Linked DNA regions of Mus musculus: all the other regions are linked to region 3. Evidence: chromatin loops called from intact Hi-C (ENCODE). Cell type or tissue: left cerebral cortex. All regions are shown on one strand.

Region 1 (8,000 bases), 73 kb after region 3:
AACCCAGAAAAGTCACTCAGACAGGCTAGAGTAGCAAGCAATCAAAGGCTCCTTCAAAGTTCTAGGGTGGTGGTGGTGGTGGTGGCGGTGGTGGTGGTGGTGTGCTGCTGCTGCTGGTGATGGTGCTGCTGGTGATGGTGCTGCTGGTGGTGGTGCTGGTGGTCGTGCTTGTCGTAAGCTGACTACATTGGAAACAAGCATTTGACTTCTTGACAGAATATGAAATGATGACAGTGGAACTCCCAACCCGAGCCATGACCTTTCAAATCTTTACTCTGAAGCTGATGCTGGGACAGATCCCAGGAAAACACAAGAAGCAGAGAAGGAATGGTGGCTCCTGGAGGCCTTGCCAATGATATGTCAGTGTGCCCTGCAAGAGGCAGCAGAAAAACTGAAGATGTGGCCAACCGGGTGCTAATTCCCATGGCCCTATCTATGTTTATTCTTTCAGACTCCTGGCCTGCCTTCTTCAACTTGAAGCATGGGAGTCAAAGGTCTGGGTGGCACATGCCAATGCAGTTCTTTTTAAAGATCACGGGAAGCGTCCCTCTGTCTCCTCTCTAACCCATTACCTTCTGTTGCTGTGTTCAAACTGCCTTGACTTTGTAGTAGCACCTCTACCCACAACCAAGGGATTAGGGCAATGTTTTGGTTTTTGTTGTTGTTGTTGTTGCTGTCTTTATTTCCTCCCCTTTATTAAGATACAGATTAGCTAAAGATGTAGATGGCTCTTTACTGAATAGGAACAGCCAGAGATACAATCATGCCTGTGACATAAGACAGTTTAAAGGCATCACATAACAGTTCAAACAAACAGGCACATATGGCTGGCAAGCTGGCTCAGCTGGTCACTGTGTTTGCCACCAAACTTGTTGACCTAAGTTGATTCTCCAGGACTCACATGGTTAGAAGTAAAGAACTGACTCTCAAATATTATCATTCCCAGCCCTCCACTCAAGTGCTGTGGTTTGCCAGGGTAGGGAGGGCTTGGTGTATCCCTAGGACTACAAAGTGAGGGAAAGGGCTTGAGGAAGGGAGAGGGGCAGGAAGAAATCACTGGGCCAGGAAATTCCAGAAAATTAGGATTACCATTCTTGGAACAACTTTACCCATCCCCCATCTTGTCCAAAACTCTTCTCTCGACTTCTTTGTTCCCACCCCCCCCCCTTTCCTTGATATTTGAAATACATTTGTGCTATGAGGCACACGGATGCTAACAGATGTTAACATATCCAAGTCAAGCTGAAACCTGTTCAGGGACCACCGCTGTGGCAGAAGGCAAGTTCAAGAGACTCAAGCTGAGACAAAGCAATGGTGCAGCCAGCAAAGGCACGTGTCACTAGGCCTGGCGACCTGAGTTCAAGTCCTAGGACCCATGTGGTGGAAAGAGTTTGACTCCAAGTTGTTCTCTATGGCATAGACATGCACCATCCACTTCCAAACTAAATGTAATTTATAAAAAGACTCAAGCTTTAAAACATGTGTATATTGAGGCATATTTGTATGCTCAGAGAAACTGATGGCTGAAATATTTAACAAATTTGGATTTTACAGCAAAATTCAATTGTAAGCCGGACATGGTGGTGCACATCTTTAAACCAGAATTCTGGAGGCAGATCAGCACTTGGGAGTTGAAGGCCAGTCTGGTCTGTATATTATGGTTCAGGTCACCTAGGGCTACATACTGAGACTCTGACTCAAAGCAAACAAAAAAACTATCTTAGTGCCAAACAGTTGGTGTGAAGGACACACCTGTAGTGTTGTTTCAGGGTTTGTCAGTGAGCAACTGAATATCAGTCAACAGCCTGAGGCACAGGGTTAGAAGTCACCACATGGGCTGCAGAGCTGGCTCAGTGCTTAAGAGCTCTTCTGGTCTCTGTAGGCAACTGCACTAGTGTCTACACACACACACACACACACACACACACACACACACACACACACACATGCCTACATATGATTAAAAATAAAAATAGAGTTGGTGAAATGGGTCAGCAGTTTACAACAGCACTTGGTGCTCTCGGAGAAGATCCGGGTTCCATTCCCAGCAACTAACTACGTGGTGGCTTGCAACCCTCTGAAACTCCAGTTCCAGGGGACCCAATGCCCTCTCTTCTGGCCCCCTCAGGCACTGCTTGCATGTGGCACACAGACATACATGCAGATAAAGCACCCATACACATAAAATATACATTTTTAAAAAGCCAACTGCACTACTTAGTGGTCTCCCCATGAACCATGGACGCCATCCAGCCCCAAGCCCTCAGTGCTGACCGAGCACCCTGTGACAGAGAGAGAGATGTCGTGTCACTCAACACTTAGCAGAAACCAGTGCCACACTAACGTTTACCAGGTTTTGTTCCGATATTTATTATGTTGACAGGCTAGGAATACTGGGATAAATAAGTAATATTTTCTCTTACAGAAAACTGTAATGATACTATTGAGTGGGATTAAACACTGAGGATTCCACAGAAACATCAGGATTTTAACAGTAGCCAGAGTCCTGGTGGCCAGAGGGAGATCTCCCAGCTGAAATGCTCTGGACCACATCTCAAAATAGCTACAAGACAAAAGTGCCATTAACATCCCACAATGCAGATGCCTGGCCCTGCACCTGGCTTCCAACCCTGGTCTCCACAGGCTGTGGCTGTGGTTATCTTTGGCTCTTCCTGCCCTGTCACTGAGTATGGAGTCCTACACCCTTTGAAAGTTGGACTTTGTGCCTTCATTGTGTGACGTTGTAACAGTTTGTAGCCAAGGACAAAGCTGCTGTGCCCAGGGTTCTTCCTCTGCAGTGGGTACAGGGAAAGGTGTCGTCCATCCTCTGTTGGCACAAAGTGGCTCAGCTGGTCATCAGCCAGTTTCACTCCCCTGGTGCCAGCCAGTTCATGTGGCCACACAAATGCTTTTGAGGGGCACTTTCCACCATGGCAGATCCCCAGACTCTCAGAAATCAGATCTGATGAAACTCCCGGAAAAATCATGCCAATGTTGTGCAAGACAAACATCTAAATAGCACAACACCAGGCTCTGAAACGGATACCCTATGCACAGTCATTCTGGGACAGAACAGCATATTTTCTAGAAAGCATACCCTGGCCATTGGACAACCTCAATAATGAATGTTCTCATTCCATATTCCCTTGGAAGGGCGTTGTCAGCCACAGTGGAGGATGTGGTCCCACCCCACCTATCAAGGTAGACACTTCTGCCTGAATCCCATTAGTGGGATCCTGCTTTGCATAGGACCCCAGCCTGGGGCCAGCTAGGTCATCTGAGACTGGCCGGGATGATAAGGCCTAAATCCTGGAATTGGTGAGACAAAGGATGCTCCTGCCTGCTCCACGGTTCACTCGGGGGCAGAGTGGGTCAATGCAGTAGGTCACCACAGGCCCTCCTGCCCCAACGGCTCTTGGCTGCTGGGATTCTAGAAGTGCACAGGAAGCCAGTTTTCCAATGGCTTCAGGGTGTGGGGTGGAAAAGGAGGATTCAGTAAGAACTCCCCAATTGCCTCCGTGCCACCTCTGCTTAGCTCTGCAATGTTCCTTCTTTTATCTGTTGGATAAAGAGGTTCCTCTCGTCTTCCGGTGTCCGTCCATTCTGAGCCCGGACGATGCAGGTGGGCCGGTGCAGGTTGAGCATGTATATCAAATGCTGTTTCTCATTCTTCAGCTCCTCAATCTGGGCCTTCAGCTCAGCATTCACACTCTCCAGTTTCTCTGACTCCTGAGGGACAATCAAGAGAGGACAATCAATGGAGGGAGCCAAGGAGCAGGGAGGTGGGGGACCACCTGGGAACCTTGGGGCTCCTCAAACTGAGAGAGAGACCTGCTAGAGGAACCATCGTACCACAAAGATGGGATGATCAAACTAGGTGGAAGGTGGTATGAACCCTGTAGAGGCCTCGGAAGTTGGGAGACATGGAAAAGAAATCTGAGAGCCAAAGGCAATAGCAGGGTTTTATAGTTTTGTTGTATTTGGTAAAACCGGTGAGTAAAGTCTCTTTAACTATGTTGGTGTGACTCGAAAGTCTCGAAACTGCTGGGGGTTTGTGGACTGACTAGTCTGTGTCACAGCATGCATGAGGAGGTCAGAGGTCACTTTTAGAAATCAGTTCTTTCCTTCCACAGTGGGTTCTGGGTATCAAACTAGGGTGCCAGGTTTCATGGCAAGCTGTTGCTGGCCCTGGATATATGTATACACATATGTATGTATGTATGTATGTATGTTTGTATGTATGTATATAAATATGTGCGTGTGTGTGTGTGTGTGTGTGTGTGTGTGTGTGTAGATACATATATCTCCAGAGCCGCTTCTGCCATGCTAATAGCTTTGCTCCATCCTCTGCCTACAGCTGGCATTTCTGCCCCACCCACAAGGCTTTCCATCCCCTAGGACAGGCTGGACCAGGCAGGACTCACTTTCTGCAGGCACTCTGTCTTCTCCTTTTTCTTGTTTCGACACTTGGCAGCAGCAATTTTATTTCTTTCTCGCCGCCTCCTTTTCCTCTCATCTTCTTCAGGGGCCGCCTATAAAATCCAAAAGGCACACATTTAAGCCACCATGAACCCAAATATCAAGGCTGTGGGGGTTTGCTTGTTTTTAATCCCTTATGTGTACATTTGCATATCTATATTTGTCTGTGTGTATGTCTGCCACGTGCATTCGTGGTGATCTCAGAAACCAGAGGAGAGTGTTGGATGGATCTTCAGGAGCTGGAGTTACAGGCTGCTGTGAGCCACCTACTGCACGTGTTGGGAACTTCAGTCCTCGGGAAGAGCAGCAAGTGTTCTTAACCACCAAGCCATCTCCAGCCTCACGACTTAAGTTTCTGTATGAATCCCCTTCACACACATGTGCATGCAAACGCTTGACAATGAATAACAAAATCTAAAGCCTGTTCAGTACAATAGAATTATATTGGAAATTAGTAAACTAAAAGCTGCTTTAAAAACCTAAAACCTGGGGCTGGAGAGATGGCTCAGTGGTTAAGAGCACTGACTGCCCTTTCAGAGGTCCTGAGTTCAATTCCCAGCAACCACATTGTGGCTCACAACCATCTGTAATGAAATCTGATGCACTCTTCTGTCTGGTGTGTCTAAAGACAGCTGCAGTGTTTCATATAAATAAATCTTTTTATAAAACCCTAAAGCCTACCTTAAAAATGCATTTGGATTTTGGAATAAGAATTTGAATTTTAAAATGATAACCACTGATGCTAATTATAATCAATACACACACATACACACACACACACACACATACACACAAGACTTTGTAAGTTGTCCTTCCCTCTGGAGTCAGGAATGACCAGACTGTCCCCTAGCCACATTCTCCTGAGAACAGTGCTGTTTGGGGAGGTTGTGAAACCTTTGGGGTGGGAGACATGGCTGGCAGGGGTGGATTGTTGAACAAGGGAAGGGAACTGTTGAACTCGGAACCTACTTTTATCTAAGCTTTGCTTCTTGAGCTAGAAAGATGTGCACAGGCTCTCACCATCGAGCACAAGCCCTCACCATTGAGCACAAGCCCTCACCACTGAGCACAAGCTCTTACCACTGAGCACAAGCTCTCACCACCATGCACAAGCCCTCACCACCATGCACAAGCTCTCACAATTGGGCACACGTTTTCACCACTGGGCACGGAGCTTCCCTGGCTGCCTGTCTTCCCTGCACAACGGACTGTATCCCCTCAACTGTGTGAGCCAAATCAAACTTCTTCCCATGACTTCTGTCAACCATGTGACCACAGTTCCAGAAAAACAACCAACATTTATTTCTGTCTTTACCAAGAGCATCCTGGTACATCCTTTCCATGAGGTCAGTGAGCTCCTGGAGGAGGGACTTGAGACCATTAGTGGTAGCAGATGGTACGAATGAGCCCGTAGCCGGATGCTATTGATGGGTAGAGTCCTGAACCACCTGCTGATTCGGCCAACAAATCAGACTGATTCCCTGCGCCTCCTTCTGAGCCAGAACTGGGGTGCTCAGAGGACTGAGCCACGTCCAGCTTTGGTGGCTATGGTCCTCCGTGGACGTTCACCCTGACCCTGATGGTCTATGAACCGACGAGCAGTGAGCACATCCAGCCATGGACTCTGTAAAGCACAGCTGGGATGAACTCTCCCCGTGGGATGCTCAGTGCAGACCCTGCCAGCTTTGGGATGCCATGACTGGCCCACTCCTGACCTTTCCCCATTCTTTTGAATCAGAAGACATGGTGGACTGAGATGGAAGTATTTACAACCTACAGAGGCAAAGCCCAAGGAATCTAACCCCAAATTTCTATCCTTCATGCCTCAAGGCCACTGTCCCAAGAAATACAAAAATCATACACACACACAGATACACACAGATAGACACACACACACACATGCATACATACATATAGACACAGACAGACACACACACATACGGACACGGACACAGACAGGGACATAGCTCAGTGGTTAAGAGCATTTGCTGCTCTTATGGAAAACTTGGTTTTGGTTTCCAGCACCCACATGGTGGCTCTCAAGTGTAACTCTAGTTCCAGGGGATCCAAAACCTTCTTCTGACCTCTGTGGGCAGCAGGCATGCACACAATGCACATATATCCACGCAGACAAAACACTCACATACATAAAATTAAAAAAAAATAATACAAAGAGAAAATCATGAAAATCAAAGAACAAGTAAAAAAAGGAATTACACTGGTAATGTGGGAAATTGAGATTGTGTCTACTTTAAAAGTTATTTGGATTTTGAAATAAGGTTTTGATATTTAAATTGGCCTTTGTGAGCCAGACAGTGGTGGCACATGCCTTTTATCCCAGCATTTGGGAGGCAGAGACAGGCAGATCTATAAGTTCAAGGCCAGTTTGGTCTACAGGGTGACTTCCAGGACAGCCAAAGCTACATAGAGAAACCCTGTCTTGAAAACCAAAAACAACCAATAAAACACTGATCCCTGTAATTCAGAACTGGACAAAGAATATTTCATAAATACATCCTTCCCCCTAGAGTCAGGAATGCCTGGGAGCATCACCCACCCACTCTTCTCCCTCTAGAGATCCCCAACTGCTCTTCCCAGGCCACCCACCTGTCTAGCCTCCCTTCCCCGTCTATCCCTACTACTGTGTCTTATTTCAAACTATTTCATTAGAAGAAAAAAATATCTCCCAGAATGTCCCAGGCTCTAACTCTCCAGTATTGGACTTGATAGCCATGACTGTTTTGTGGTACCCTCTCTGACCTCCTCTGAGCTAGCTTGAAGCACAGCTAATGCCCCTAACGGCATCCATAGCAACAGCATCATAAATAGTTCATTCCCATCTACTAAATGCTATGATTCAGGTTCCCCTCAGACTTCCACAAATGTCAGTCCTATTGATCAATCTCTTTTTATCCCCAATGTAATGCAATGTCTTATATTCCGCCACTGACCTACAACCCCAGACCTCAAGCTCCTTTTAAATTCACATCTTTTGAGCCAGTTTCACTCCTTACTCCACAGTTGCCATCATACCCATTAAGTAAACTTAAAATAATCCTAACTAAGAAAGCCTAGCAAAGTTACAAGTGTTCACCTCTGATGCTCTTGAGACAACAGAGCTACCAGCAACCACAGCTCAGTAGCCATGTCTGTTACTCCAGGCGTCTTATGCAAAGGTTTCTCAACACAGAACATGTGTGTGAACATGTGTGAGCACAGAGCAAACACATGGTGTACCACATCTGTGAGCATTGTTATCAGGAAGGGTAGGGCTAATCCTTGGTCCCTGGATCCATTGAGTGATGAAAATCGCCACCATATTCCTTGCTTCTTTAGAAAGCCTCTGCACAGACTGTGGCCTCACCAAACTCACAGCTTCAAGCACCATCCACAGTCAGATACTTCCCAGCCCTGGATCTCTGGCCCAGGACTCCCAGCTCACATCTGTGCCTGCCTATTTGACATCTTCCAAGGACATAAGTTCTGTTCTTGTCCCACCTGGCCTTCTACAGTTCCTGCAA
Region 2 (8,000 bases), 84 kb after region 3:
AAGCAATTTGGGAAATAATACAAGAAATGCCCTGGAAAGCATTCTGCCATGAGGAGCTACTCTGGGTCTCCCAGGAGCTCCCACAGAGGGATGGCTGCTCTCCTACGGAGACTCCCTGGGGTCTGGTCACCTTCTTGAGCCCTTCCTGAAGATCCCTTTCCCTGGATATTAAGGCCCACTGGTGGAGGCAGAAATTCCAGAGCAGTAAAAGAACTCAAAAAGATGTATACAATTCTTTTCCAGACAGGAGTAAGAACTGAAGGTCTCTTAATTGGAAGCTGTAACCTTGTACCTGGGGGATGTTTCTATGACTTCTGAAGCCAGAGGCTCGGCATCCTCCTATATATTCTCCTTTGCATTTTATTGGAAATACAGACAAACAAACAAAAACCCCAACAGTCCAGGGGTGGAATTCAGGGCTGCCACTGGCCTGGCCATCATTTGTAGGACTGAATAGTTCATCTATACTTAACTAGTTCATCTATACTTAACTAGCTTGAGCCACAGCAGTTGAGCATGAGCCTTTAGCAGCCCAGTTAAGTTTATTAACGAGCCCTTTGAGGTTAAAGTCCGCTGTATAGGACTTCCCCCAACAGCATTCTTAGTGTAAAGTCAGGAAGAAACTGAGGAATGTCAGTGGTATGGAATGTTTCTGTGAAGAGCTGGGGGTGGGGCTTACTTGGGGACACAAGCATGTTAGAAAGCTGTTAAGAAGCCCCCATGGGGGCACACTCTGTAAGATTTGGGCTCTTGTCTTTTCTGGTTTGTCTTGCACAGAGGTCTCCAGAGAGTCAGGCAGAGCCAGGCTGTGTCCTCCAGGGAAAGAAAGTTGAAAGTTTCAACTTGATTTCAGGAGCTGAGGCCCCAAAGAGGGGAGATTTGGGGTGAGCTGAGTGAACTTTCTACACTGATCATAAAGCTGTCTTTCAGATATGCTTCCAGATGCTGCTTCATGACTTCCAACCAGAAATTATGCCGCACCATCGGCAATCTCGCCATTTTCAAGAAAATGAAACTTCCCTCACTTAACTGGAAATTCAGCTCCTAGATTTTTATCTCCTAGTAGCTTATGATGGCTTTGAATTTTCACTTTTGATTTCCACTTCCTTCCACCAAGCTGTCTGCAAACTGTCCTGTAGTACTAGGGAACCAGTACTCCTTCCTGACTCTACATCCTGTCCTTTCTCCTGTTTGAAGGCTGGAGGCGGGAGGCTGGGCTTGAGGGTCAGAGACAGCATTTCCAGGTCTGCCTCTGGTTCTCACTAGTTGGGCACCCACTCCCGAGCCAGAGGCTTTCTGACCTTCAGTTCCTATCTGAACTGACCAGTTCCCTCCCAGGGCTGTGGGGAACAACACATCACATGCACAAACTTTAAAACATAAGGAAATTAGGATCCATACATTCACATTCTCCCTGCCCCTCAGGGACCCTGATCTAGTTCAGTTCAGTTTAGTTCTAGTCATCAGGAATTGACTGGAACCCTCAAGAATTTCAAGCCAGTCTGTCACAACTGGTGGTTGACCCCCGAGTTCCTAAGACACCAGGTGAATTACACCCAATTGGCTGACATCAGCATTCCTCCATTAGGGTTGGATTGGCCAAGATTGTGAGTTCTCACATAGGAAACCATTTCTCTCTTGAAGTTTCTGGGGGGTCCTGGCTATGTCCCTCCTCCCTTGACAAGGAACCCCTGTAGCCAGTTCCTTAAAGAATCACAGACTTTGGCTAAAGGAACTCAACGGGACTCCCAGCATTAGAATTGTCTAGCTCAAACCCCCATTTTGTCATTGAATAAACTGAGGTCCCAGAAGGAAAGCACTTGCCTAACTAAACTCACAGAGATGGGTGTGGTCCAGTCCAGCCAAGCTGCCCACACCCACCCTCTACTCATTCTGCACTACCAGGAGGACCCATCAGTTAGTTCAATAGATCAACCAAATAAGCAACCACAGAGAGAGCTGCCTGCCAGGGGGGCAACTGAGGGCTGAAGAGACCCATACCTGGCACCCCTCATAGAGGAGGCTCTGACAGAATGAAGACCAGAAGAAACTGGTGTGCCAAGAAGGGATTTAGATAGCCACAGGTGCTGGGCAATGCCTTCTTCACTCTGGGAACCTGGTCAGCAGCCTCTGAAACCTCTTGATAGAAGCAACAGCAACCCCCACCCCAGCCCCACCCGCTCCAAGCAAGAGCCTGTATGTGGTAACATTATCCCATAACAAATGCAACATGCAAAACATGTGCTCCCTTCTTGGTGACACATGCCTGTAATCTCAGCACTTGGGGACCGAGGCTAGAAGACTGCCATAAGTTTAAAGCAAGCCCCAGTTACATAGGGAGACTTTGTCTCAAAAGAGTGGAACAACAGGAGGGGAGAATAAACCTTTTAAATAATCGGGCTTGGCAACTCCTTTAATTTATAAGAAAGCTCGTGAGCTACATGATTAAATCAAATAAAATGGCTAAGAGGAAAATACAGAAATGGGAGTTGAAAATGAGCATGGGGTCGAAGCAGGGAATCAATCCAACGGGAGAGAGCTAGGAGACAGAGATGTAAGAGAGGCCCCCTTTCCTGTCCTGTCTCAGAGACCGGCTAGGAACGCTGGGTGGGGGAGCCTCCACACTGAACATCCCTCCCTGGCTCCTTTTACTTTAATTATTTTAGTCTAGAAACAAATCTGTCAAAAGCTGGCTATCTGAAGCACACAGCGCACAGAAAGGTGCTGGGCGTGTGGGCCTGTAATTTCAGCACTTGGGAGGCTGAGGCAGGAGGATTGGCCGGAGTTTTTATGGGCAGTCTGGATTACAGAGTGAGACTCTGTCACGAGAATACAAACAACCCCCCCCCCGCACGCCCCCCCCCCCAAGTACAAGTGGTTCCACACCCTGGTCCCTCCACCCGCTTGATCCGATTCCTTCGCTTCCCTTCCAATACATAAAGAAACTCAAGGGCCGGTTAAAAGTCAGCCAGAGCACAGCAAGTCACAACAGCGAGTGAGGCTGGAAGTGACGTCTCAAACCTAGCGGTCCGAAGTTAGCTGGTGCGGAGACCTCTCGGCCTTCAGCCCCGGGACAGCGCCACACCAGGGCTCGCCGCCTCCAAACTTATCCTAACACACTTTCGCTCACAGCGCTCTACGCGGTCATGCTGCCCAGATCTCTGCTCCGGGGAGCGCAAGGCGACCTCCAGCGGCTGTGCCGGACCTCCGTTCGAGCGTCCGGTCTTCATTCATTTAGCTCGATACCGGGAGCAGCGCTTCAACAAGCCGCGGCCACTGCGCCTCTACGCGGACTTAGGAGGGACCCGCTCCGAGTCCAGGGTCCGGGACAAGAAGTGATGGATGGAAGAGGGGACCCCGATCGCCAGAGTGTGAGTCACCTCCGCGCACCAGCACCCACCTTCCACCCAGACGACCTCTCCTAGTTGCAAACTGAGAGCGCAACTCCTCCGTCCCTGGGCATCTTTCACGCCTCGAGTCAAAAGAGAAAGTTCGTTCTTTCACTTTACCAGAAACTTTTTACCAGCTAAGAACGGCAGCGGCAAAGAGCGGCTCAGCCGAGCGACTGTGGCACGGACACTAGGGCTTCAGTCTCCGGTGGCGCAAGGGTCCCGGGACTGGTCACCAGAGGGGAACTTAGGGTGAGGAGGGCAGCGCTCCTCGGTGTGGCTCTAACTCACCTCCAGTCTTCGCTCGGGGCGGCCAGGGTCCAGAGAGCGGCCAGAGGCGGGTGGTCTGTCCCGCCGGCGGGCGAGCGCCAAGGACTCTGCCGGAGCGCGGGTTAGCCGATTGGCTCCACTGGGGAAGCACCGTGCGCGGCGTCTCGCTGAGTGAGACTGTGGCTGGGAGCGCGTTGCATCACCCCTTTTAAAGCCCTCGCGTTGGCAGGGAGCCCGCTTAACTCCAGGTTACCAATCCCAGGCTGACGTAATGCTATTAATAGCTTCCAGGGAGAACTGGCCAGAGGAGGGGTGAAGGAGGGACGGGGGCGGGGCAAAAGGTGGGTGGAGACCGCGGACTTGGTGATGCAAGTGCGAGAAGGGGCGGTCACGGCGCGTCCTGCGTTCCTCGCACGCCCGGGACACACACACCCGCCCGCCCTCTATCTCCTTATCAGGCTGGGAGCCGCCCGGGCGCACCGCCAGATGTGCGTATTCGCCGCTGCGTGTTCCAGGCATGAGCCAATGGTGCCCAAGCCAGCGGCATGACTCCACCGCCCTGGCATCTCTCCCTCCGCTAGGTTGGGGAAGGGGGGGTGGTGGTGCTGGGAGGCGGATCCTGGCAGTGGCCCAGACTAGGTGAGGCTGGGAAGCGGGCACGACCTTTCTCTAAAATGTGTGGTCATTTTTCTAAAACTTCAGGAAAATGTGCCTTCTTTGACCAGCGGCCTAGCCTAAGGAGGGGGCGGGGAAGGGATAGCGGTGACAATCTCCCGCGTGAAGGAGGTGCCCAAAGTTACACTCCGATGAATCCACACCGTTACCCGCCACTGTGACCTCCTCTGCCGGGGACCCAGCTAGCAGCTGTGGGTTAACGTAGACATTCGGCAGCCTCGTGCTCCCACGCCCACGGCCCCCGAACTCGCTAGGAACCCGAAGTGCTAGTGACCGGACGCGGTCAGTTCGGTTGTTGTTTTTATTTTTAATAACAACCACAAAACGTTTTTAAATGAACAGGGAATTCTCCACGAAAGCAAGAGCGTAGAAAGAGGAAAGATTTGGAGAGATCAGAGCCACCTAGCGCAGGGATAAGAAAGGGCTGGAAAAAGGCGGCTCGGCTAGTCTGGGAAAGAGGACGCTTTGATCTCTACGCTCCCGGTTTGGGCGGGGGTGGGGGTCCGCCTGGATATCAGGAAAGAAAAACCGGCTCCAGGTTTCGAGTGTCTGTCTGCAGGAACAGAGGGCTCTAGGGATACGGTGGCCGGGACTGAACGCGCACCGCTTAAAGCCGGAACACCGAGCCCTCTTGTACTCAAATCTGGTGGCGGGAAAGGCTGGGCAAAGGACTCGATTTCAGGCCAAAGCCTCAGCAGACCTGGGTTTGAAACTTGAAATTAGTTTCCCGGTTCTGACCCAGTAATTCCGAGGGTCTGAGCTGAGCGCAAGACCCTGAGCGGGACTCCATAGCTCATCAAGGGTTACACGTGCACAGACTGCGGCCCAGGAATCGCACACCTGCCTGGCAGACTTTGGCGGGCACATGTGGGGCAGGACGCTGAGGTGTAAAGACAGAGGCACCTGCTAACGCCCGCCTTTGAGAGGAAGGCGATCAGAAGGTCACAGGGAGGTAGTTTGGGGTGTGAAGCAGAACTGACCGGTGCCGCTGCCTCCATAGCACCTACCACCCGGACTGTTACGGTCCTGAGGAAAGGTCGCCGACGGTAGTACAACCGTAAGCAACTGATGGCCCCAGAGACAGACATTTCGGGCAAAATCAAGTTCTCTGCACCCGGGTTCCTCAAGTCCAAGGCAGAGTCTCGCCCTTCACAGGCCTCTGCCCTCCATCGAGGCCCCCGGAGTCTCTCGGTCCTTGCTGGCCCGGGAGGCCTAGGGTGGTTCCATCCCCGGGATCCTCTCAGATCCTGCCAGGATCTGACGGGATTACAGCAGCATCGCGCGGGAAGCGCCAGGCTAATGTTTTGCTTTGGGTTTTGCCTTGGAAACGGCTCTCGGGGCCCCACCCTCCGTCTCCCACGCCCACACCCTGCTCCACACCTCCACAACCCGGCCTCCAGCCGACCTGCCGGCAGGTAAACCCCAGGCGTGTCGGCACAACCCCGAAGAAAGTCAGGTGCCTAGAAATGAAAGTCATTTGGGATCTCCTCCTACCTGCCCCATCTTTTTACAGGCTGCCCTGGAATAAATAAACACCACTGTGCGGTGTAACAGGGAGATGGGGGAACACACGAACCCCGCCCCAGGCCGCTGGGGGCCCCGACAGAAATTTTTATTGTTTTACGGATTAAATTGGCGTTCTATGGAGGTGGGTCTTGTCTTCAAGTGGAAGGCACGGCCGACAGCCTCGAGACCCCAAGCAGCAAGACCCGCTCCATCAGAACCGTGGAAGGATAGCGTAGACAGAAGTCGGCAGAGCTTCGTGGGCACCTGGTCATGACCGTGGTGCCCTCCCCCACGCCCGTTCTCCTGCTAGTCTAATCATTAGCTTTTAATCTCCAAGTCGTACCTGGATAGAAACTCTCAGTTGTTTACAGAGTTCTGAGTCTGACATCCTCTGCCTCCCTCTCTTACTGAAACCCTAAAAGCGATAAGACTCTCCAGGGAGAAGTCGCCCCCCGCCCCACTTGGATGAAACGCCTATCCCAGGCAAACAAAAGTCACTTTCTGCGGGACTCAGTCCCCTAGGCTCCCAGGAGAATCGTAAAGCGCCTGAGAAAAACGGGAAGGAAGAGCCCTAAGGTCTGGACCAAAGGAAGTTGTCAACATCTGAGTCCCCTCGCTTCTCACGTTACCCTGACTTATTGTCCCCAGTGTGCGTGCGCATTCGTCCATACTCCCTCAGAGGGGCAAGAAAAGCTCCCAACACCCAAATCTCTGCCCGACACAAAGGCAAGAGAATGCCTGTCCAGCCCGAGCAGGAAGCCTCTGGCTAACGGGATTTCAGGGGTTAATCCCCAGTCAAAGAGGGTTAAGCAGAAATTTGAATGTTCTGGGGTTTTTCTCCAGAGAACAGCCCCGGGAGCCCGTATGCAGATCAGCTCCGGTCTGTTTTGCTGAGTGAGATAAGAATTGAAGACTTCAGGCTGAGGCATGTACCAAAGGAAGAGGGAAAATAAAAAGGGGAGGAGAAGGAACCAGGCAGCTAAAAACAGTCCCCTCGTGGCAACCAAAACTAAACACAAAAACATTACAGGGAGCCAAAAGCAAAAAAGGAAAAAAGAAAGTTCAGAGATATTTAAAGATTTTTGCAATTCAGAGGGCGATCCCTTCCACATTCCTCTGCCTCTTTAACTCTGTTCTCCAGACTCTGAGGCACTATTTGCTCTGAGACTCCAGAAACAAGTTAAGGCATCCAGGGGAGCTTGAGCTGACCGGCTGGCCTGTCTGTGCAGGGGTCTTGACCCCACTTCTTGACCTTGGAAAGGGAGTCAGCGGATTTCTCCCGAACCCATGCTCTCAGCCAATCAGAGAATTACTAATTACCAATTTAATTTTCTAAGGAAGATGCTTGATTGGCTCATGAATACTGTACTTGGTGGCCACGCCCCCTAGCTCCGCCCTCTGGTTCTCCCACACTGAAAAGGATATACAAACAGTAACACCTAGTGACTAAGAAGGAGGCTCGCAGTTGGAGTCTTCCGTAATAGTGTCTGTAACTGTGGGCCAGGAAGGCTTTCTAGGATACCCTCTGTCCCCTCATCATCCAGAGTCTGAAAGACCCAGAGTGACAGCTGCAACAGGAGTAAACCTTGTGTTCCACACACAACCACTAATCAAACACTGGGTTTCCGGGTGCTGGATAACAGTGGCAAATGGCGGCGGCAACCCACCCTGGGCTGGGCTGAGCTGAGGATTCCAGTGCTGTTCTGGTTCTGCCTTTGTCATCTTCCCAGGGTTTCCATTGTATTGTTGTAGGGGTCCCTGGGCTGGGCTGAGGGGCTCCTGAAATGGAGACTCTCTCCCCCAAGCTACCTCCTGCTCTGTAGATTTCTGAGAGCCAAAAGAGGCAACTGTGGTGAAAACTGTTGCATGGCCCAATGACTAACTCATTTTTCTGGAAACTACAGCTGAGAAGCTCTGTCAGATCAGATTCTAGGGCACAGCCTATCCTCTATCCGCCCCTCCCATACACACTTCCAAACTTTAACTCATGTAGGTACCCAGTCACAGAGGCACTTACCCAAGGCAGGGATTGGATCTTTTGAGGACATCTTGTATGCAGACATTGACTTTAGGCCACAGGGCCAAATCTAGGTAGCAGCTGTCTCCACTTCAGAGAGGAGATCCACGGGTCCCAGAAATCTGAGATGAGGTCAGGGAAGC
Region 3 (8,000 bases):
ACTCCCATCTTGAGATAGACCACATCGAAAGCACTCCAGTGTGCTCATCTGACTATCGAGACAGCGAGTTCCCTGAGGTGTGGCTCTCCGGCCCACAGTGGCTGACACACAGTGGCCAGTTTCTGGTAAGTGCAGTGGTCTCTACCTTTGGCTTTCTCTTCCCTAGCCTCACCAGAGGCCCACAGGACCGTCTTCTGAGAAAAGCCATGAGAAGACACTTACCAGAAGACCAGTTTCCTAAACAAGAACAGCAGGAGTGAACTGCACACAGGGCTTTCGATCATCCGTTTGTTATTGGAAAGAACCATTTTCTGGCGAAGTGAATCAGCAGAGCATCGGATCACCAACCTCCAAACCTGCTGCATCCTCACTGCGCCCTGAACCTGTGGTGCATCCCCCACCCCTCAGAGACGGGGTTCAAGGTCATTGTGGTATAAATAGGAACTTGACAAATCATACCAGATGTCTTCCTGGTTCAAGGGAAAACACACGAAAAGAAAACAGAGATTTGAATCCTGTTCTGCTTTTCTCTCATTCATTCGTTTGGTTTGTGTTTTTGAGACAGAACTGTGTAGACCAGGCTGGCCTCAAACTCAGAGATATATCTGCCTCTGCCTTCTGAGTGTTGGGATTAAAGGTGTGTGTGTGTGTGTGTGTGTGTGTGTTGTGTGTCTGTCTGTCTATCTATCTATCTATCTATCTATCTATCTATCTATCTATCTATCTATCTATCTGGGTCTCACTATGTAATTCTGACTTGCCTGAAACTTGATATATAGACCAAGCAAGCATTTATCTTGGCTTTCTAGTGTGGCAAATGAACTTAGCACCATACTATAATAGCATTATTGGGATACTATAAATAAATTTAATGTTACTTTTATAAACATGGAGTGTGTGAAGAAGCCAGCATCAACCTTCTCAAGAAGTTTAAGAAAGCACGCAAAAGAGATGACAATTCTAGGGGCTGGAAAGATGGCTGGGGATGAGGGAAGAGCACTGACTGCTCTTGGAGAGGGCCCAGGTTCCATTCCCAGCACCCACATGGTGACTCACTATTAACTACCCAGAACTCCATTACCCTCTTCTGGAACCCGACACCCATATGGTGTACAGACTTAATAGGAAGGGAAAGAAATAGTTCCATGCTGGGCATGGTGACACACGCCTTTAGTCCCAGTGCTCAGGAAGTGGATCTCTGAGAGTTCGGGACCAGCCTGGTCTAAAAGTGAGTTCCGTGACATCCAGGGCTGAACACAGAGAAGCCCTGCCTTGAAAAACTCAAGGTGTGTATGAGTGTGTAGGGAAGGGGGATATGGGGGGGGGCGGTAGAAAGAAAGGAAAAGAAAAAAGAAACAATGCCATAAGTAGACTAAGCCAATATAAGTCTGCTGTTGGCCCTGGCCCCAGGCTGTGGGGAGGACCCCAGAGGACTTGGAACAGGAAAGGAGCCCACTAGAATGACACACGGGAGTGCACTGGTATGTCGAGGATCACCCCCTCCAACACCCATTCTTAAACGTCTAAAAGTTAGGATCACTTGCCCCCACAAATTGCTTATTTTGTTAGTCTTTGGTTGTATTGAGATCTCATCCTGCTATTTAGCTCTAGTTAGCCTGGAGGTTAATGTATAGCCCAAGCTAGATAGTGGAACTTGTGGAAACCCTGCCTCAACCTTGTGAGTGGAGAAATTGTAGGCGTTGGCCACCACACCCCGTTTACAGGGTCCTTTAATTTTCAAGGACAGAGGTCCTGGGCTGACCCACACCAAGTGCAGGATGCTGTGCTGTGCACTCCTCTATACTGTGTGAGATGTAATTGTCTCTCTCTCTCTTCTCTCCCCTCCTTCTCCCCTCCCCCCACACCGGAGCATGCATGCATGTTGATAGAAGAGGGTCAGAACTAAAATTTGGGCGGAACCATTAGCATGGAGAGGCTCTGCTGTGATGTGTGGACACTGGCTATGCCGTGACCTACTAGCACACATGACCACTACTGGTGCCTAAAGCCGCGCAGGCAGGTTCAAACAAGCTCCTCTCTCCAGACTTACGGCTTAAATTCTGGCACAGAGCCATGCACACTGGGGTGAGGACTCAGAAAGGTCACCTCTCCCACTGCCCAGAAGCCAGTAGGCCAAAATGAGCACACGAGAAAGGCCACTCTTGTCTGGTTCCCATCCGTCCCCCAGTTCGTGGTTAGCTTTCCTCTCCTATGCTATGCACAAACCACAAACCTGCAACCGCTAGGGTTTTTTCTTTTTTTCTTTGCTGGGCACAGTCATCTTGACTTCATATTTTAAAAACTGGCAGGCGGGTGAAGAGGGATGAGATACGTCTCTACCTAGTCTGACATAAACATAGCAACCATATATTTTAGCCTTTAGTAGGTATCACCTTAATCTTGAAGAAGCAAATGCAGCTAGCCCATGGGACCTTAGCATGGCCTGCCCAGACCTTTGAATGTGTGAGGATGGACTTCAAGCGTGGTTTCGACTCACAACCTCTCTTTGCCGCTCCCCCCGCCCCGCCCCCCCCCATCAGAATTCGCCCTCCCAGTCACCTCGCCCCCTCCCTCCCACTGGACCAGACGCCGCCGCAGTGGAAAAGCCCTGAGGCTCCCGCTGTCCCCATAGCGCGGACGGTCTCTGCTGCGGTCCCTGCCCACTGGCGCCACCGGTCCAGGTGCCGCCTCGCCCGGAAGAAATCTCCCCATCGGCGGTGACCGGCGCTGGGGCGCTAAGGGAGGCTGCGAAGGGACATTGAAGCCACCGAGCCACTCACTGGTGCTTCTCACCCAAACTTCCCAGGAGCGGCCGGAGGACCGTCCACGGCGGCGCTGCGCCAGCACCCCGTCTCCACCCACTCGGGGTCTTCTCCGTGGGTGGGCTTCGGTGCTGCCACGTGACTTCCACGAAGAGCGGGGGCCCTTAGCGGAAAGCAGCGACTTGGGTGGGATCCTGGACCCCGAGGTGCGGCGAGAGGGTGGGGGGAGGAGGAAGCAGGGGCGGGGTGGGAGTAGGGGGCGGGGCCGGGCCGGGCCGGGACTGGACACGGGGTGGGGAGGCGGGCACCGTGGAGCCCGGAGAGCGGGAAGCGGCGGGGCGGGGCGGGGCAGCAAGTGCGGGGATGCGGGCGGAGCGCGGGTAGCAGAGCCCCACGTTCAGGGCGCCCCGTGTGGCGAGCGCGCGGCATGTCGCAAGGGCCCCCCGCGGTCAGCGTGCTGCAGAGAAGCGTGGATGCGCCCGGGAACCAGCCGCAGGTATTGGACAAGGGGGCCGGGTGTGAGGACCGGGTGAGGGTGAGGGCAGAGCTCCAGGTGCGCCCCCGCCGTGCGCCCCCGCCGTGCGCCTCAAGCGCTTGGGAAGGCGGCAGCCCCTCCAGACTCGGCGCCGAACACGTGGGTCCGCGCTGCTGTGGGCAGTTTCATCCTTGACTCCTGTGGGCGCTGGTGGGAGGGGGCCCGGAGCTCCGATATTATGAATTCAGCCCAAAGGGGCGGTTCGTCCCTGCATCCAACCCACTGGCCAAGATCCGCATGGGGAATGTCGGACCGGTCAATTTGTGGGTGTGGGGTTTTGTCTCTAATGGGCAGACTCCACCCCCAGCACGGGTGGAAACTTCTCGCCCCAATATGATCAGCACCCTCTGTTGTCCCAGCTTTCAAAGCTGTAGTCACAAGAAGCTGAGACCAAATAGAGGCCACTGTTGGAACACTTCTTGGCCACCTGGTTGCTTTATCAATAGATCAGGTCTTATTTTTCTTAGTCACCACACACACTCCCAACTCTCTGCTTGAAGTGTAATGTCCCAGGATGACCCTGGAAGTCTGAGCCAAGTAGTTGGAGTGGCCTTATACTATTTGCTTCGACTAGCGGAGCCTCAATTTCCCCATCTATAAGATGAACTCTTTTTGTATCTCCTGAGGACGTTTGCAGAGGTCATGTGAGTGATGGGTGATTTGTGTCTCCATTCGTCATTCCTGCCCAGAGGGAAGGTGTGATCATCTGTGGCAGGTGATGTGACAGCTCCCAGAGGACAGGAGGCATGCTGCCCCTTGCCCTGAGACTTGTTGGCTTTGGAGAATAGAGACATTATTTCCTGTCAAGCACCAGTGGAGAGCCAGTGAGGTCAAATCTCAGGTCAGCTTGATTCTGGGCAGCAGAGCCCAGCAGTGTTCTGAGTACAGGGCAGGGTCTTAGTTATTATATACGGTGGAAGGCTTTGTGAGGGTGTAAAAGCTGAAGTTACATCGTTTATATGGCATGTCCCCCTGGATGCTCCAGGTGTGTTTATCAAGACCTTTGGGGTGTAGTGATGCAGGAGTACAATTCCAGAGCTAGGGAGGAAAGGGAAGGGAGACTACGTGAAACTGTTGAAGAAGGGGGTGGGGGGAGGACTTCTGGAAGGCACGTTTTGACACCTGTGTTCTCCTGAGCAGGTGTTGGGTCTGCTGTCTCTTCTTATCTATGCCTGGGATTCCTGGCTGAAGCCCTGAGTTTGTACGCCAGCCTCTGGGTTTTGCTGTTGCTGTGGCTCCAGATTACACCCTGAGCCTCACCTACCACTAAGCTCCCTCCCCATCTAGACACCTTTTGAACTCAGTCTTGAAGGACATTTTTTTTCCTCCCCTGATGGTGTCAATTGCAGTTCTGGAAAGCAGACCCTTTCCTCTAAGTAAGCTCTCGCTGTGGTACGTGCATTTTTTTCTGCCTGCCCACTTCATGTCACCTCATGAAGGATTTTTGGATATTTGGTTAAGAACTCTCAAAACGCATCACAGATTTGCATTTGGAATAACCCTGACCTCTGAAAAGAAAATGTCAGCCAAGTGTTGTTCAAGAGAGCATGTCGTCATTAGTGTTCCAGAGTTTTCCACATACTGGTAGAGCTGTGTGGTTGCAGTTACTAATAAATGCATAACTATGGTCTGTATACAGTTTCAGAAGGACTTGCCAGTGTGTGGTAGTTTAAAGGCTGTGCACAGCAAGTTCTAGCGAGCACACACCCCAGTCTTTCTCACTCTCAGATGAGCAGTAACAGCACCGCTCTTCCAGGCAAACGCCCTGTGGGGCAGAAGTTTGTGAACGTTGGTTTGGGGACCAGCAAACCTGAGTTCCACTTCCCACTCACCCCCATGCTGGCCGTGGTACCTGGAGAACTTCCCTAACCTGAGTTTCTGATTCCTCGTTGTCTCATAGTATTTTTATTTTTTGTGGTCCTGGGTATGGAACACAGGGCCTGACATATCCCACACATATGGCACCACTAAGCTGCACCCCAGACCTTATATTCCTCATTTTAAAACAACAGTCTTTCTATACGCTTTTCAGTATGTGGGTGGTGATTAATATAAAGCAAAGCCCCACCACAGGATAGGTGTTCCTTAACAAAACCTCTCAGTAGCCCACTGGAGCATGGTGAGAGTCTGAGAGTCTTACCTCACCACATGTCATCCCCAGAGCCCCAAGGACGATGACAGGAAAGTTCGAAGGAGAGAGAAAAACCGGGTTGCAGCTCAGAGGAGCCGGAAGAAGCAGACCCAGAAGGCTGACAAGCTCCACGAGGTGAGCCTGTGGTCAGGTCAGGACTACAGGACAGCCACAGGGACAGCTGTCTCCTATCGGGGGAGGGGGCAGTGATGGCATCACGGTGCTCATCATCAGTCCTTCCAGTCTGATTCTTCTGGGTCCTCCCAGCCTATTGCTTTGCTTCTGTATTCTCGGGCCTCTTCCTCTCAGCCCCAGCCCCCGGGCTTCTTCCCACGCTTGATTTTTCTCTCACTATAGACTCAAACAAAAGCTAGATGTGGGGGCTCTCACACTATAGCACTCAGGAAGGTGGAGGCAGGAGAATACCCAGCCTGAGGCTAGTTGGAACTACAGAGAAACTGTCTATAGAAACAATAGTGACAACAGTAATAGTAATTAAAGTTCTGGAGGAGCAGCTCAGTGGAGTGCTTGTCTAATGTGCACAAGAATACCCTGGGTGGGAGTCTCAGCACCACATAAACCAGCCGTGGTGGAAGGAACACGCCTTCGAGATCAGCACTCGGGGGAGAGGCAGAGAATCACAAGTTCAAGGTCAAGTTTGTATTTATAGTGACTTTCAGGCTAGCCTTGGCTATATGAGGTATCGTCTCAAAAAAAAAAAAAAAAAGGAAGGAAGGAAGGAAGAGAGAGAGAGAGAGAGAGAGAGAGAGAGAAATTACTGAGAATTATGGCACTTGCCTTTAATCCCAGCACTCTGGAGGCAGAGGCAGGCAAATCTCTGAGTTTAAGGCTAGCCTGGTCTACATAGTGAGTTCCAGGACAGCCAGAGGGCTCCATAGTGAAACTCTATCTTTAAAAAAAGAGAAAGTAAATAAAAGAATGTGGGTGAGGTGGTACTTGTGAGGGTCAGGAGTTTAAACCATTTTTGGCTATATAGTAAGTTTAAGGCCAGCCTGGGCTACATGAGACCCTCTCCCTACCAAAACTAAAAATTGAAGAAGCTAAACAAAAATAGCTCTTTATACTTTTAATTCCTTTTCAAAATCTTGCCTCCTCCTCAGGGGGTGGTTTGAGAGAGAATGGCCCCTCTGGGCTCATACACAGAGTGCTCAGTGTGGAACTGTTTGGGAAGGATGAGAAGGTGTAGCTGCTTTGGAGGAGGTGTGGCATTGGCACTGGCTTTGAGGTTTCCAAAGCCCATGGAATTCCCACTTAGCTCTCTCACTATCTACCGCGTGCCTGTGGATCAGATGTAAAAATCTCAGGTGCGGTTCTGGTACCACGCCTGCCTGCTTCCAAGCCTTTCTACCTCTGGCTTTGTCTTATTTGTTTTTTGAGACCGTGTCACTATGTAACCCAGCCTGGCCTCCTGCTCAATCCTGCCTCTCAGCCTGCTGAGTGCTATGACAGGTATGTGCCACCAATTTCTCAGCTATCTCTCCTTTCCCTCTCCCTCCTTGTTCCCTCCCCCTCATCCCCTCCCTTCTCCCCTCTTCTCCCTCTGCCTTCCCTCCCCCTCTTTCCCTCCCCTCTTCTCCCCCTCCCCTCCTTCCCTCCCCCTCCTCCCCTTCCCTCCTCCCCCTCCCCTCTCCTTCCTTCTCACTTCCCCTCCCTTCTCCTCCCCCTCCTTCTTCTCTTCCTCCTTCTCTTCTTCTCCCCCTCCTCCTCTCCCCTCTTTCTTCTCCCCCCCCACTCCTCCTCTCTTCTTAAATGTTGGTGGTGGCACACGCCTTTAATCCCAGCACTCAGGAGGCAGAGGCAGGCGGATTTCTGAGTTCGAGGCCAGCCTGGTCTACAAAGTGAGTTCCAGGACAGCCAGGACTACACAGAGAAAACCTGTCTCAACCCCCCCCCCCAAAAAAAAAATGTTGGTGTGGTTTAAGGTGTGACACTTGCTGCCTTTTCATCTTGCCTGGAATATTTCTCTGTTAGCTTGTCCTGTCATCCACACTTAACAATCCCTTCATTACTTCCAGACGGGCCCAGTCAGGACGTCACCTCTTGCTGGCGCGTGCTGGGGCTCTGTTGCACTTTCGAGGCTGAATGTGGTCTCTTCACCCTGGACTTTCTCTTCTCACGTGGTAGCTAAAGGCGCTTAACCACCTTTCTTATCTCTCAGATCAGCAGCCTGTATCTGAGTCTATTTTCTGTATTACTGAATACCACAGATTGTGTAAATGATAAAGAAGACACTGTTTGGCTCAGGGTTCTGAACACTTAAAAGTCTCAAAATATGGAGCCACATCTGCTCAGCACCTAGCGAGGGCTTTGCGCTGGTGGCAGGATGGGCAGACAGCAAGTGAGTCAGAGGACTCTCCTCCACAAACAATCACCCACATTGTAACCCATACACCAACTAATGACAACTTATTTGAGGCAGCAGAGCATCTGTGACTCAGCTCCCCAGGGTCCTCCTGATGCTGCTGTTTTGGAGACCAAGTTCTCAGGGCCGCCAGCTGGGGAGAGGCACGTTCGGCACTGCCGCTTACCCCAGGACTCTGCTTTACTGGAG

Evidence for each region. Peaks named below come from ENCODE experiments on the same cell type or tissue, not always from the same donor. Only the 100,000 strongest peaks of a DNase experiment are listed, where the experiment ranks them.
Region 1: a loop joins it to region 3, with 2.4 times the contacts of the local background. A loop is called at or near these places in 10 of 42 quality-filtered maps.
Region 2: a loop joins it to region 3, with 2.0 times the contacts of the local background. A loop is called at or near these places in 11 of 42 quality-filtered maps.

What each region holds. Positions count from the first base shown.
Region 1 is chr1:191,167,951-191,175,950 of GRCm38, forward strand. It overlaps Atf3 (activating transcription factor 3), which reads right to left. Exons shown (of 4, transcript NM_007498.3): 3 at 4,425-4,532; 4 at 2,346-3,729. The coding sequence ends at 3,532. Among named protein-coding and RNA genes, the nearest start is that of Fam71a, 7.1 kb to the left of the region's middle. In left cerebral cortex, a CTCF peak has its summit at 4,745; a DNase peak (open chromatin) is centred at 4,725.
Region 2 is chr1:191,179,413-191,187,412 of GRCm38, forward strand. It overlaps Atf3 (activating transcription factor 3), which reads right to left and starts at 3,921. Exons shown (of 4, transcript NM_007498.3): 1 at 3,681-3,921. In left cerebral cortex, CTCF peaks have their summits at 3,157 and 4,735; DNase peaks (open chromatin) are centred at 3,187, 4,055, 4,770 and 6,786; H3K4me3 peaks cover 2,774 bases; H3K27ac peaks cover 317 bases.
Region 3 is chr1:191,095,270-191,103,269 of GRCm38, forward strand. Batf3 (basic leucine zipper transcription factor, ATF-like 3) reads left to right here and starts at 3,145. Exons shown (of 3, transcript NM_030060.2): 1 at 3,145-3,258; 2 at 5,459-5,563. The coding sequence starts at 3,190. In left cerebral cortex, CTCF peaks have their summits at 2,256 and 3,189; DNase peaks (open chromatin) are centred at 2,268, 3,239 and 7,931; H3K4me3 peaks cover 1,057 bases.